Linked DNA regions of Homo sapiens: region 2 is linked to region 1. The links are chromatin contacts, found by Hi-C or POLR2A ChIA-PET in ENCODE. All regions are on one chromosome and are shown on one strand. The core of a region is the stretch at or near the end of the contact, and the rest is flanking DNA. Distances in the headings are between cores, read along the strand shown.

What was found. Hi-C counts contacts between places; a loop is a spot of excess contacts on that map. ChIA-PET counts read pairs that join two places held with the same protein, here RNA polymerase II (POLR2A). Pooled maps may share reads with other maps.
Region 2: a pooled map shows a loop between it and region 1 (2.0-fold over the local background). The contact joins two enhancer-like sites. A Hi-C loop is called at or near these places in 1 of 168 maps with a recorded cell type or tissue (body of pancreas) and 3 of 50 pooled maps. POLR2A ChIA-PET finds 5 or more read pairs at or near these places in 2 of 52 experiments (A673 and WTC11).

Annotation. Positions count from the first base shown.
Region 1 is chr9:120,916,814-120,922,640 of GRCh38, reverse strand. All of the region lies in intron 3 of TRAF1 (TNF receptor associated factor 1), which reads left to right. Among named protein-coding and RNA genes, the nearest start is that of TRAF1, 7.1 kb to the left of the region's middle. RefSeq lists enhancers at 1,858-1,927, 3,127-3,276. Within about 2 kb of position 2,645, at least 12 of the 41 ENCODE cell types and tissues checked have a DNase peak (open chromatin) inside an H3K27ac peak, as active enhancers do.
Region 2 is chr9:120,963,338-120,969,164 of GRCh38, reverse strand. It overlaps C5 (complement C5), which reads left to right. Exons shown (of 41, transcript NM_001735.3): 33 at 47-104; 34 at 5,427-5,529. Among named protein-coding and RNA genes, the nearest start is that of C5-OT1, 13 kb to the right of the region's middle. RefSeq lists a silencer at 5,691-5,827. Within about 2 kb of position 3,349, at least 5 of the 41 ENCODE cell types and tissues checked have a DNase peak (open chromatin) inside an H3K27ac peak, as active enhancers do.

The DNA of each region.
Region 1 (5,827 bases), core at 1,396-3,895:
TCTAGGAATAAGAGACACATTTGGAAGTGTGATAGGCCAGAGAGACATTTTCAGGAGCTACAATTTAGAACCCTGGCCCTCCCAAGCTGGAAGGACCCTCATAGGTTACATGTCCTGCTCAGAGGTTCCCACATGCTATCCAGAACTGATCCATTCCCACCAGCTCATGACAAAATGATAAAAATAAGGCAATTCTATAAATCAGTTTATGTAAACTAAATTCTTTCCATTTATAAAACCAAACTTTTACTCTGAGATTGCGTCTGTCCTATGCATGTCTTTATATAAATGAAAGGATGTAATCGTAGATGATAGTTTTTGGCAAAGCCTTTGCTAAGTAAAATTAAAAAGATGACAATCTCTTTGTTAATCTCTCAATTTAAAAAAAAACACACTCGTATTGGTCCACGAATCCAAACAGGCAGGAGTCACTGCTCAAAATCAAATCCTCTTGTTTACACACGGGGCCCTGAGACCTGCAGAGGAGTCTCGTTGCTCAGCCGCCCTCTCTACCTCCACTGGGAAGTGCCTGGCTCCTTTCAGCCAAAGCCCTCTTCTTGCAGCAAACTGTGGCCCAGGGATCAGGAGCCTGATGTCCAGGGGTGGTTCTGCATAATTCTCTGCTTGGCTAGCAGCAATTCCCAGGCCCTGTTTCTGTATCTGTAAAATGAGGATATTAAGTCAGCTCTGCAAGGCCTTTCCAGGATCTGTGATGTCCAGACCGTGATAGCAGTGCTGGCAGGGCAGCTATCCCCCTACCGCTGGACCAGAGGCAGGCGAGTGTCCACACCTCCTTCTCCTTTCTCTGAGCTGGTCCCTCTCATTCAGAGAGTTCAGGGGAATTTCCTGTCCCACCCAGAGCTGGTTTTGAGCACTCTCCCATCTGCTTCTCAGCAACCTCTCCATCGGCAGGCCCTCAGAGAGTAAGAGTAAGGACCAAATGCATGTTCTTGGAACTTTACACTCTGCAACGTGGTAAGAGTTAATATGATATGCTGCTCCGTGGAGTAACTCCCTGAGCCTCACTGTTTGGCTCTTGGTGGATCGGCTGTGAGACACAAGCAGACCCTCAACTCTGTGAGCCACTATGCCTCACTTGCAAAAGGCCCTTACCTGCTTGAATGCTCTAGGACTGTTGTTTTTAGCTTGTTTTATTCTTTCCTCTTAACAAAATTAATACACATTTATTGTGTAAATCTTAGATCACATAGATATTTTAATATCTCCTAATCCAATGGCTTTTTTTCATCTTTTTCAATCAGATGAAAGTAAAAGCATTCTGATGGAGGGGGATCCTGGAGCCCCGACCTGTTAATTGCCCCATTTCTTTCTCCTATCCGAGCCCCTAAGAGGTTCTGGGGACTCCTAGGGCCCTGCAGAGCACAGTTTGAAACTTGCTGCCTTAAGCCAAGTGAAGGCACTATAATTCATGGTAGAATTATAGGCACCCTAACAGGCTACAGGATGGGAGAGGAAGCTGCCTGTATTTGGGAGCAAAGAAGCCTTCTTTAATGCGGGCAGACCTCTGAGAGGCATCAGCCCCCTCCCCTCCCTGCTGGCTTCCCCACCTCGTGGAGTCATGGACTTCTGGTGAAAAGCTGGGGTGGGGAGGGGCGGTAAGTCATGGTCTGATCACCTACACAAAGCCACATAGGGGAAGGACCAGGGACTCCTCTGACTTTTGCCCCAGTGGGAACTTTGGGGGACTTTTGACCAAAGGAAAGTGGCTGATGATAAGTCACCACTTTGCATGTGTGGTAATTCCTAAGTTTGCCTGCACATCTGGGGCAACCTGGGAAATGGAGGCAGGGTGGAGGGCTGAGGACCAGCCCTCCTTGCAAACACTTCCCATGCCATCTGCTTATCAGTTTGTCCCCAGCCTGTGACTTCATTAGATGATTATCTCCCAAAGAAGTGCCCAGAGCCATGGACTGATTACCTAATGTAAGAAGCAGATATTAGAGGATTAATGTTGACCTAGTTAGAGACTTGATACTTGCCTGGCGTGATCTTCCTGTAGAAGTGACAGTGAAGGAGGGGATGCCAGGGGGCTGGAGATAATCTTCAGTCCTGTCTGCTGAGGATCAGCAAATGGGATTGTTTCTCCCACCCCCTCCCCCTGAGGCCCATTCAAGAAGGTCAAAAGCAAGCTGACAACTGATGCCAGTAGCTCACAGTAAAGCCTTAATTTGTCTAGACTCAGAAAGTGACAAGGGTTTAAGCTGTCTAGTCCAATTTCTGTTCTGTACTGGATTCATGCTACGTGGCTCCATGTCCTTCCAATGGCAGAGAGGTCATTACTCCATGAAACAACCACACCTACCCTGGGGAGCTCTGAGTGATGCAACATTCTCCTCTTTCTTTGTACTGAGCTGAAGTCTGTCTGTCTCCCTTGAGGTCACAAAAGGCAACTTAGCCTCCTATCCCTGGAGTCAGTCCTGCCTCCATGGAAAGACACTGAGCAGTCTTTCCCCAGTCTCTGTGCATTTGGGGTAAATGCGCTTCTGTTTATCTGTGTTCCTTGAAGTGTGATACCTGGGAATAAACCCCCAAACCTTACACTTCTGAGCTTGACAGTGTTCATCTGTAATCGCCCCGATCCTGTGACATCCTGTGTGGTGGGTGGCGGTGATAGCCCTATTTTACCAATAGGTAATATTTTGAGGCTCCATGAGGAGGTGTGCCTGGACCAAAGTCACACAGCAAGTGGGAGGCAAAGCCAGGCTCTAACCCATGGCTCCTGAGCTGGTGGCATCTTCTCTATGCTGCCTCTACACAAGGAATCCTCCCCTAAATGTTTCATACCTGCTTAAATAACACAGTCAGGCTTTAGTGCAGGAGTCCACCAAGTGCTATGGGAAAAACAGGAATGGGCAAGACTATGTTCAACCAGGAGAATCAGGCAGGGCTTCCTGGAGGAGGTGGCGGTCGAGCTGAGCAGAGGCTGACAGAGAGTAAACCGGCCCAGTTACAGAGGAGGGCAGGAACGGGCGGACAGTGGCAGACTGACCAAGCTCCCCATGTGACTGTAGAGCACCCCCTCAGCACCAGCTGAGACCTGAGTCACAGCAGCCCCTCCGGGCATCCCTGACCTCAGCCCAGTGTGGGGGTAGGCAGTGCCTGGCCTGCTCAGATCCTCTTTGTTCTGTGCAGGGGCTGCAGAGGTGGCACTCATGCTCCCAGCACCCTCTTAACAGTCACATTCCCGGAGGCCCCAGGTCTCAGAATGGGGCCCCCCGCTAGGGCCCACTGTGACCCCACCACAAAGGGCCTGGGTAGCCAGGGTGGCCGGAAACACCACACACGCAGAGACTCCTCAGACCCAGACAGAAGAACGAGTGTTCCCTCAGGGCTGGGAATCTGTTTTCTCTGTTTCTGTCTCCTCCTCGGAGGAAATTCCACTGCACACTTTATTTTTAGCAATTTGCAAGCAGTGAGGCCACTCACACAGGGGCCACTTGTGACACCAGACAGGGTTGGCCCAGGACAGATCCTCTGTTCTTCTCCTGCAATGCAGTCTGATTCCTGATTCCCTCTCCTGTCCCCTCGGTCCCTGGCCTTTGAGTGAGGCCACCCCAGGCAAGGACACTATGGTGGGGAGGACGGAGCCTGCACACGGACTCCAGGCTCCTGGGCTCCCCTCGCCTGCCCCGTTGCCTCCTGGAAGTCACTGATCGCCCCTGGGCTTCGGCTTCTCCACCTACCCGAGGGAAGCAGAACCTCAGAGCCCCAACCTCCCCCTCATGGCTGTGAGGATCTGATGGGACAGTGTCTACATGAGTGCCAGGAGAGCAGCAAGCCCATGCAGGGGCTCACAACTGTGAGAGAGAATGCACAGGTGTGCCCAGCTCCTCTGCTCACAAGCTCAGCATGACCTTAAGCCATTCCCTCTGTTTCTGCCTGTGTTAAGGTGACTCTAATACAGCCCCACCTGCCTCAGATGATTGTCACAGGGATCCTATGGGACAACATTCAAACATATTTTGGTCCTGTTCATTTAGGAATGTTCCTCACCACCTTGAGGAAATCCAGTGGGAAAATGGAGTTTTAGAGAGTTCATTGTTAAAGAGTTTGTGATGTGAGGATTAAATGAGATACATGTATATGACAGCCACTGAGGGATTGGGACTGGGAGATGTCCCGGGGCAGTGCTTAATCCACAGGAATAAGAATACTAATTAGTAGTAATACTAGTAGTATTACTACTATTAGTATTATTAGTGTTATTAGTAGCAGTAGTATTCAACAAGTATTCAGTAGTAGTATGGAATAATTTCAATAAATATGAGCCATTATTACTATTAATTTATTATTAGTAATAATGGCTCATATTTATTGAACACTGTGTTAGGCAGAATAATGTCCTCCAAAGATGTCCACATGTGAATCCCCAGGACCTGTGAGTATGTGACCTCACATGGCTCTATGCATTTGCCAGGGCTGCCATAACAAAGTGCACAGACTGGGTGGTGTAAACAACAGAAATGTATTTCCTCGCAGTTCTGGAGGCCAGAAGTTCAAGGCACGGTATTGGCGAGTTGGTTTCCTCCAAGGCCTCTCTCTTTGCCTTGACATGGCTGTCCCCTCCCTATGTCTTCATGTGGTCCTTCTTCAAATTTCCCCTTCCTAAAAGGATACCAGTCACATTGCATTAGGGCCCACCCCCAATGACCTCATTTTAATTTAATTAGCTCTTTAAAGGCCCTGTCTCCATATTCTGAGATACTGGTGGTTAGGACTTCAACATCTGATTTGGGTGGGGGTTGCTGAGCCCATAACAATGGCAAAACAGACTCTGCAGACACGATTAAATGAAGGATTCTGAGATGGGGAGGTGACCTTGGATTATCCAGGAGGCCCAAGTGTCCTCAGAAGAGGGAGATGAGGGTCAGAGAGAAGGGGAGATGCTCCACTGCTGGCTTTGAAGATGGAGGAAGGGACCACAAGCCAAGGAGTGCAGGCAGCCCTGAGAAGCTGGGGAAGGGAGGAAGCCATCCTCCCCTTGGGCCTCCAGGAGCAACGCAGTCCTGCTGACATTTCCATGTTAGGACCCCTGGCCTCCAGAACTGTACGATAATAAAGCTGTGTTGTTTTAAGCTGTTAAGTTTGTGGTATTTTGTTACAGCAGCAATGGGTAACTAATACCAGTGCTTACATGTATTATCTCATTTAATCCTCACAATAACCCTGTAAGGGGGTATTATTATTATCCCCATTTTGCAGATGAGGAAACTGCAGAACAGAGGAGTTAGTAACTATCCCAGAGCCACAAAGCTAGTATGTGAAGTGACAGAAACAAGCTCTGAACCCCAAAAGGCTGGCTCCAGAGGCCACATCCTGAACTCCCGTGCACTCTAAGGAATGAATAATGATGATGGAGAAGCCTCTGAAAGCCTCTCAAGTCACCCCTGCCCCTTTCTCCAGCAACTGTTCAAGGCTCATCACAGTCCACATCTGTACACGCATCACAGAAGGATGTCCCTACATCTGAATAGCATTTCACTCCCTAAAACAGACATTTGCTGTTCACACAACGCCAGGACAGCTCCGCTGCTGAAAGACACATCCCCTCCACCTGCGGGGTGATGTCTGGAATTTCACTCTTAGCTTGATCATTTTCATGTTCTTATCTCTTTTATGACTCTCCCACCAAGCTTTGACCCTTAGAACCACAGACTATTGGAATCATGGACCTGTGGGGAGGGGTGGGACCTGAAAGGCTCCCCCAGGTATATTCACCAAGGAGCCAGGTCTACACATAGCATCTTCCCTCCACTGTTCTCACATGTCAAAAGCTACATGTTTGGGGAGGTTTCATCACCACAGA
Region 2 (5,827 bases), core at 2,100-4,599, 46 kb before region 1:
GTTTACTCTTATATTTGTCTGTTTGTTTTCTTGTCTTATGTGCCAGCATCCCACTACAGAGGCTACGGAAACTCTGATTACAAACGCATAGTAGCATGTGCCAGGTGAGCCTATTTCCACAAAGGGGAGCATAGACTCCAAGTTCTCATTTTTGTTAACGTATTGTTTCTTTACATATTTTCAAATTTTGGTATGTCCAGAAGATACAAAATTGTTCAATTGTTTAAAAATGCAGAACATATATATTCTTAAATTGCTACTTACCATAAAAAACAGCCTTGGTTTTGCTCATAATAGTTTTCTCTGTCTGTTTTGTCTTCTGATTCAAACAGTGTAATATTAATTTTTTCTCTTTCAGAGGGATAGAAATGTGATTTAAAAAATTAGGAAAAAAATATAAAAGATTCTCTCAAAAACAGCCCCTACTCTCTTACTTAGAAAAATCACATTTACCTAACAAAATCCATTATCAGCTAGATTCTCAACTCAAGCTGCACATTGAAGTCAGCTGGAGAGCTCTTAGAGCTGTCCAAATGTCCCGGGCTCCAGAGGTCATTCTAATGGTAGCCAGGGTTGAGAACCACTGATGTTAAACCCTCTCCCAACTAAATACCGAGGCCTCAATTGGCCACTGTATTAGTTTCCTGTTATTGCTAGGTAACAATTTATTGCAAATGTAATGGTTTAAACCAACACAGTTTTACTATCTTGCAATTCTAGAGGTGAGAAGTCCCAAAATCAAGGAGCTGGGTAGGGCTGTATTCCTTCTGGAAGCTCTAGAATTTCTTTGCCTATTCCAGATTCTAGAGGCTACCTGTGTTCTTTGGCTTGTGGCCCCTCTCTGTCTTCAATACCAGTGTCACAGCATCTTCCAATCTGACTGTGACCTCTGCTTCCATCATCACACCTCCTTCTCTGACTCTCCTGCTTCCTTTCCTCATAAAGATTCTTGTCTTTACATTAGGCCTGCACAAATAACCCCCTATCTCAAATCCTTAATTTAATCACATCTGTAAAGTTCTCTTTGCCACATAAGGTAACATATTCACAGGTTCAGGGGATTAGGACATGGACACCCTTGGGGGCCATTATTCTGCTTACCACAGCCACCATCCTAAAACATTTATGAAAGTGTAGGTTTTTTGCCGGGTACAGTGGCTCATACTGTAATCCCAACACTTTGGGAGGCCAAGGAGAGAGAATTGCTTGAGCCCAGGAGTTCAAGAACAGCCTGGGCACCATAGCCAGACCCCATCTCTACAGCAAATTTTAAAAATTAGCCAGACATGGTGGCACACACTTGTAGTCCCAGCTACTCAGGAGGCTGAGGCAGGAGGATTGCTTGAGCCCAGGAGGTTGAGGCTGCAGTGAGCTGTGACCACGCCACTGCACTCCAACCTGGACGAAAAATTGAGACCTTGTCTCCAAATAAAAAAAAAAAGAAAAAGAAAAGAATATGTAGGTATTTGAAAATATGTATATACTTTTGGCTTTGGTGATCACACAGTGTGATCAGAGAGTGGTAGAGCCAGGACTGAAACACAGACTTCTTCCCTGTTCTTTCCATCGTCCCTCAGTCCTTTCTATTGTGTTCTATTTTCTTAACTCTTGTATTGTCAATAACAGTGATATCTGTGGATGGCATTTTGCTGATTTTACTTATAATCATGCACCCAGTGTGGATAACTTGGAAATTCAATAGTGTTGTGCAAAAGATGAGAGCTGAGAAGGACCTTAGGGATGATATCATAATCCTCTTGTTTTGGAAATGAAGAAACTAAGACCCAAAGAGATAAAGTCGCCTGCCAAATGCTCACAGAGTTAGAGGCAGAGCTAGGGGCTCAAATCCCCAACCTCTGATGTTCAATCCAGTATCTAAACCACATCTTTTTTTTTTTTTTTTTTGAGATGGAGTTTCACTCTGTCTCCCAGGCTGGAGTGCAGTGGCGTGATCTCGGCTCACTACAACCTCCACCTCCCAGGTTCAGGTGATTCTCCTTCCTCAGCCTCCCGAGTAGCTGGGATTACAGGCACATGCCACCATGCCTGGCTAATTTTTTTATTTTTAGTAGAGATGGGGTTTCAGCATGTTGGCCAGGCTGGTCTTGAACTCCTAACCTCAGCTGGTCTGCCCACCTTAGCCTCCCAAAGTGCTGGGATTACAAGCCTGAGCCACCACGCTCAGCCTAAACCACCTCTTTCAATCAGTGTAATCTAAGACCACTAATCCCAAGGAACAGCACATAGTTTCTCCCTGCCTCCCTCCCAGCTGTTTCCCAGTCTTCTCTATGTCCCAAGCCCAATCGCTTCTTAGGATTCCTTCACTATTCAGCCCTATTTCCTTCCTCATCAGCATTTCTTCCTTCCAGCATTTCCTACTTCCTTCTGTGGCCAGTCCCTGCTCTCTGTTCCCGCTCAAACATCTTTCCTCATTCCCTAATGTCTTTCCAGTAAGGTCGCCCTTTCCCAGGCAGCTTCTTTCCCCCTAAATGCCATTCCTACCCTTGGGCACCTACCAGCTGGGGAGGAGCATGATCACAATTACCTTTAAATTTGTAACAGTTGTCAAAGGGAAGTGTAAGCAAACTTCTGGGCAGAGCTCGAATCAGTGCCTGGGACCCTACAGGGAGGCATCTAGACTTGCAATAAAGAAGAGCTCTCTGATAGGGTGAGACACCTGTGGGATAGCCTCTACCAGTAAGAACTCCAGTGACCTTCAGGAAATCAGTTTACTTCTCCAATCCTCTTCTATAAAGCAAAGATATTGCACTACCTTATCTCAAGTTTTCTGCCAGTTCTAATTATCCACAATTCTGCCGTACAGAAAAAAGCTGTTATCAAAAATTCATTCATTTGACTTCATTGTCAGGAGGCCTAATTCCAGATTATCAATATACAAAAGAAAGCAAGGAGAAATGCAATCTTGAATAGTCTATCCTTTGGTTTTTACAAATTGGGGACAAAATGTTCCAGAAAGGCGGGTGGAATATGCTTTTGGCTCTGTTGACACTGAAGTTAGGTTGGGTAAATTCCAAAAGGAACTGTGTAGTACTTATTCATGTAGGAACTTCTTTGCCTTCAAATATTCTCTCTCCTGATTAAAAAATGCCAGCATGAAGTTTCTGTGTTCAGAGGGTCTCTTTCGTGTATTTACCTTTTTACAACCTCTCTGTTGTATTCCTAAGAAAAGAAAAAAGGATTTCATTTCCCTCACAACAAAATGCCTTTGGGGAAGATTGCTGGTTTTGGCAGCAGGCAAAGGGCTTCTTGAAAGGAGGATTTCTGTTCCACCATTGAAACAGTCTCCATGGCAACCAGTCATCAAGGCTCCAGCAACCTTTTCATAGACACTCTCCACTCGGGAGGCCCTTTTCCATCCTGCTGACAAAGTGTTTGCATCTGTGAGCAAGAGTGCTCTGCTTCTACCCATCCAATTAGGGAGATGTTCGGATGTCACATTAGAGTTCCAAGTGTTTTATATTCTGTTCTAAATTGTTAATTTGGTGAAGAATAGGGTTAAATTTTTATGAGTCAGAGATTTTAGAATACTTTTCTTTATTGTGGCAAATATTACATCTATGACTTCTAATGGGGACTGCTTTTATTTATTTATTTATTTATTTATTTATTTATTTATTTATTTTTGAGGCAGAGTCTTGCTCAGTTGCCCAGACTAGAGTGCAGTGGTGCGATCTCAGCTCACTGCAACCTCTGCCTCCCAGCCTCAAGCCATTCTCGTGCCTCAGCCTCTTAAGTAGCTGGGATTACAGGTGTGAGCTACCACAGCCAGCTAATTTTTGTATTTTTAGTAGAGAAGTGGTTTCACCATGTTGGCCAGGCTGGTCTCGAACTCCTGGCTTCAGCTGATCTGACTCAGCCTCTCAAAGTGCTGGGATGACAGGTGTGAGCCACCGCACCCAGCTGGGACTGCATTATATATGCTCTATGAGGTGTCATTGAGGAAAAGATATGCCCTGACCCCTCACTAACTTGCTTAGTATCTCCTCTTCCACCAACATTCATACCTGTAGGTGAGATCAATTCATTTTACCCCTTATGAAGCTGTCTTTTAATTTCTTCCTTTAATCCTGACTGCTCTCCCAAGCTTCACTCTCAAACATCCAGCTGCCTTTCAAGCATCTTGAGGTGAGGCTGGAACCTGAAATCAACTTTTACAGAATCACACTCCGTCTGTCTCTGCCCCAGCCTCAGCCCCGCCAGCCTGTCTCTTTTATGTCTTCTAACATCTCTTAATGGTAGCTCTAAGCCTCTGCCACCCAAAACCAAAGCCTGGGAATTATAAAGATAAATTTAAAACACAAACTTATACTTCTTCACAGTTAATTTTACAAATAAGAAAATGAGCTTAGAAAGGGGAAATGATTTGTGGGAATCTCAGAACTGGAATAAAACCCAAGTTTCCTGATTCTCCATTTCAGTATTCTTTTCTCTCTTACAAAACAAAAACAAAAACAAAACCCTCCCATTGTGCCCTTTTTGCATTTCCGCTTAAATTCCTACTAGCAGAATTCCTACTGAAAGGACAGTCCTTGAAACATTTTCTATATAAAGTAGCTATTATGGGAAATATAGAAAATAGAGAAAAGCATGAAAAAGAAAAGAGATAATTGCTTATAATCTCACCATCCAAAGTAGCTACTAATATTTGTGGGTTTGTTTGTTTGTTTGTTTGCTTTTAAAGAGGGATTCTCACTCTGTCGTCCAGGCTGAAGTGCAGTGCTGCGATCTCGGCGCACTGCAACCTCCGCCTCCCAGGTTCAAGCAATTCTCCTGTAGTTAGGATTACAGGTGTGTCCCACCAAGCCCGGCTAATTTTTTTTGTATTTTTAGTAAAGACGGAGTTTCACCGTGTTAGCCAGGCTGGTCTTGAACTCCTGACCTCAAGTGATCTGCCTGCCTTGGCCTCCCAAAGTGCTGGGATTATAGGCGTAAGCCACCGTGCCTTGCCTTAGTGTATTTTCTTCCAGCTTTTCCTGGACATGTTTATTGAATCTCTTTTCAACATACAACTGATTTTTTCCTTGGAATATGCTTCATTAGAAAATGAACTAACGTGAGAATCCAAAGACCTGGATTCTTCTGTAGCTCTGCATGAATTAGCCATGTGACCTTGAACCAGTGCCTTACTCTCATCCTGAGTTTCCCCAGCTAGTTAGCTTGGTGTGGATGACTTCTGTGTTCCAGTAGAGTGGTCTGTTGAGATTATTGATCAAGTGAGGAAAGAGAATAGATGACTCAAAGATCTCTTGCAACTCTAAAGTCAGAGATTTTAACCCATACATTGTAGAAAAGCAAATAAATGGAGACCCAAATTTAAAAATTAAGGTCTACTAAGGAAGAGTGTCCTTTCTTAAAGACTCTTATTCACTTATTTATTATATTTTCTAACCTCTTTTTTATTTTAGCTACAAGCCCAGCAGGGAAGAATCATCATCTGGATCCTCTCATGCGGTGATGGACATCTCCTTGCCTACTGGAATCAGTGCAAATGAAGAAGACTTAAAAGCCGTATGTGTTTTCTTTTAAATCGTGTTGTGAATGCTTCATTTTCTTTTCTGAATTATTTTATAGACAATTTTACTTTCTTTCATTTGAATATACCACTTTTATAGAATCACCCAGAATATTTTTTTTTTTTTGGAGGTGGATTTTCACTCTTGTTGCCCAGGCTGGAGTGTGATGCAGTCTTGGCTCATTGCAACCGCACCTCTCGGGTTCAAGTGATTCTCCTGCCTCAGCCTCCCGAGTAGCTGGGATTACAGGCATGCACCACCACACCTGGCTAATTTTTTTGTATGTTTAGTAG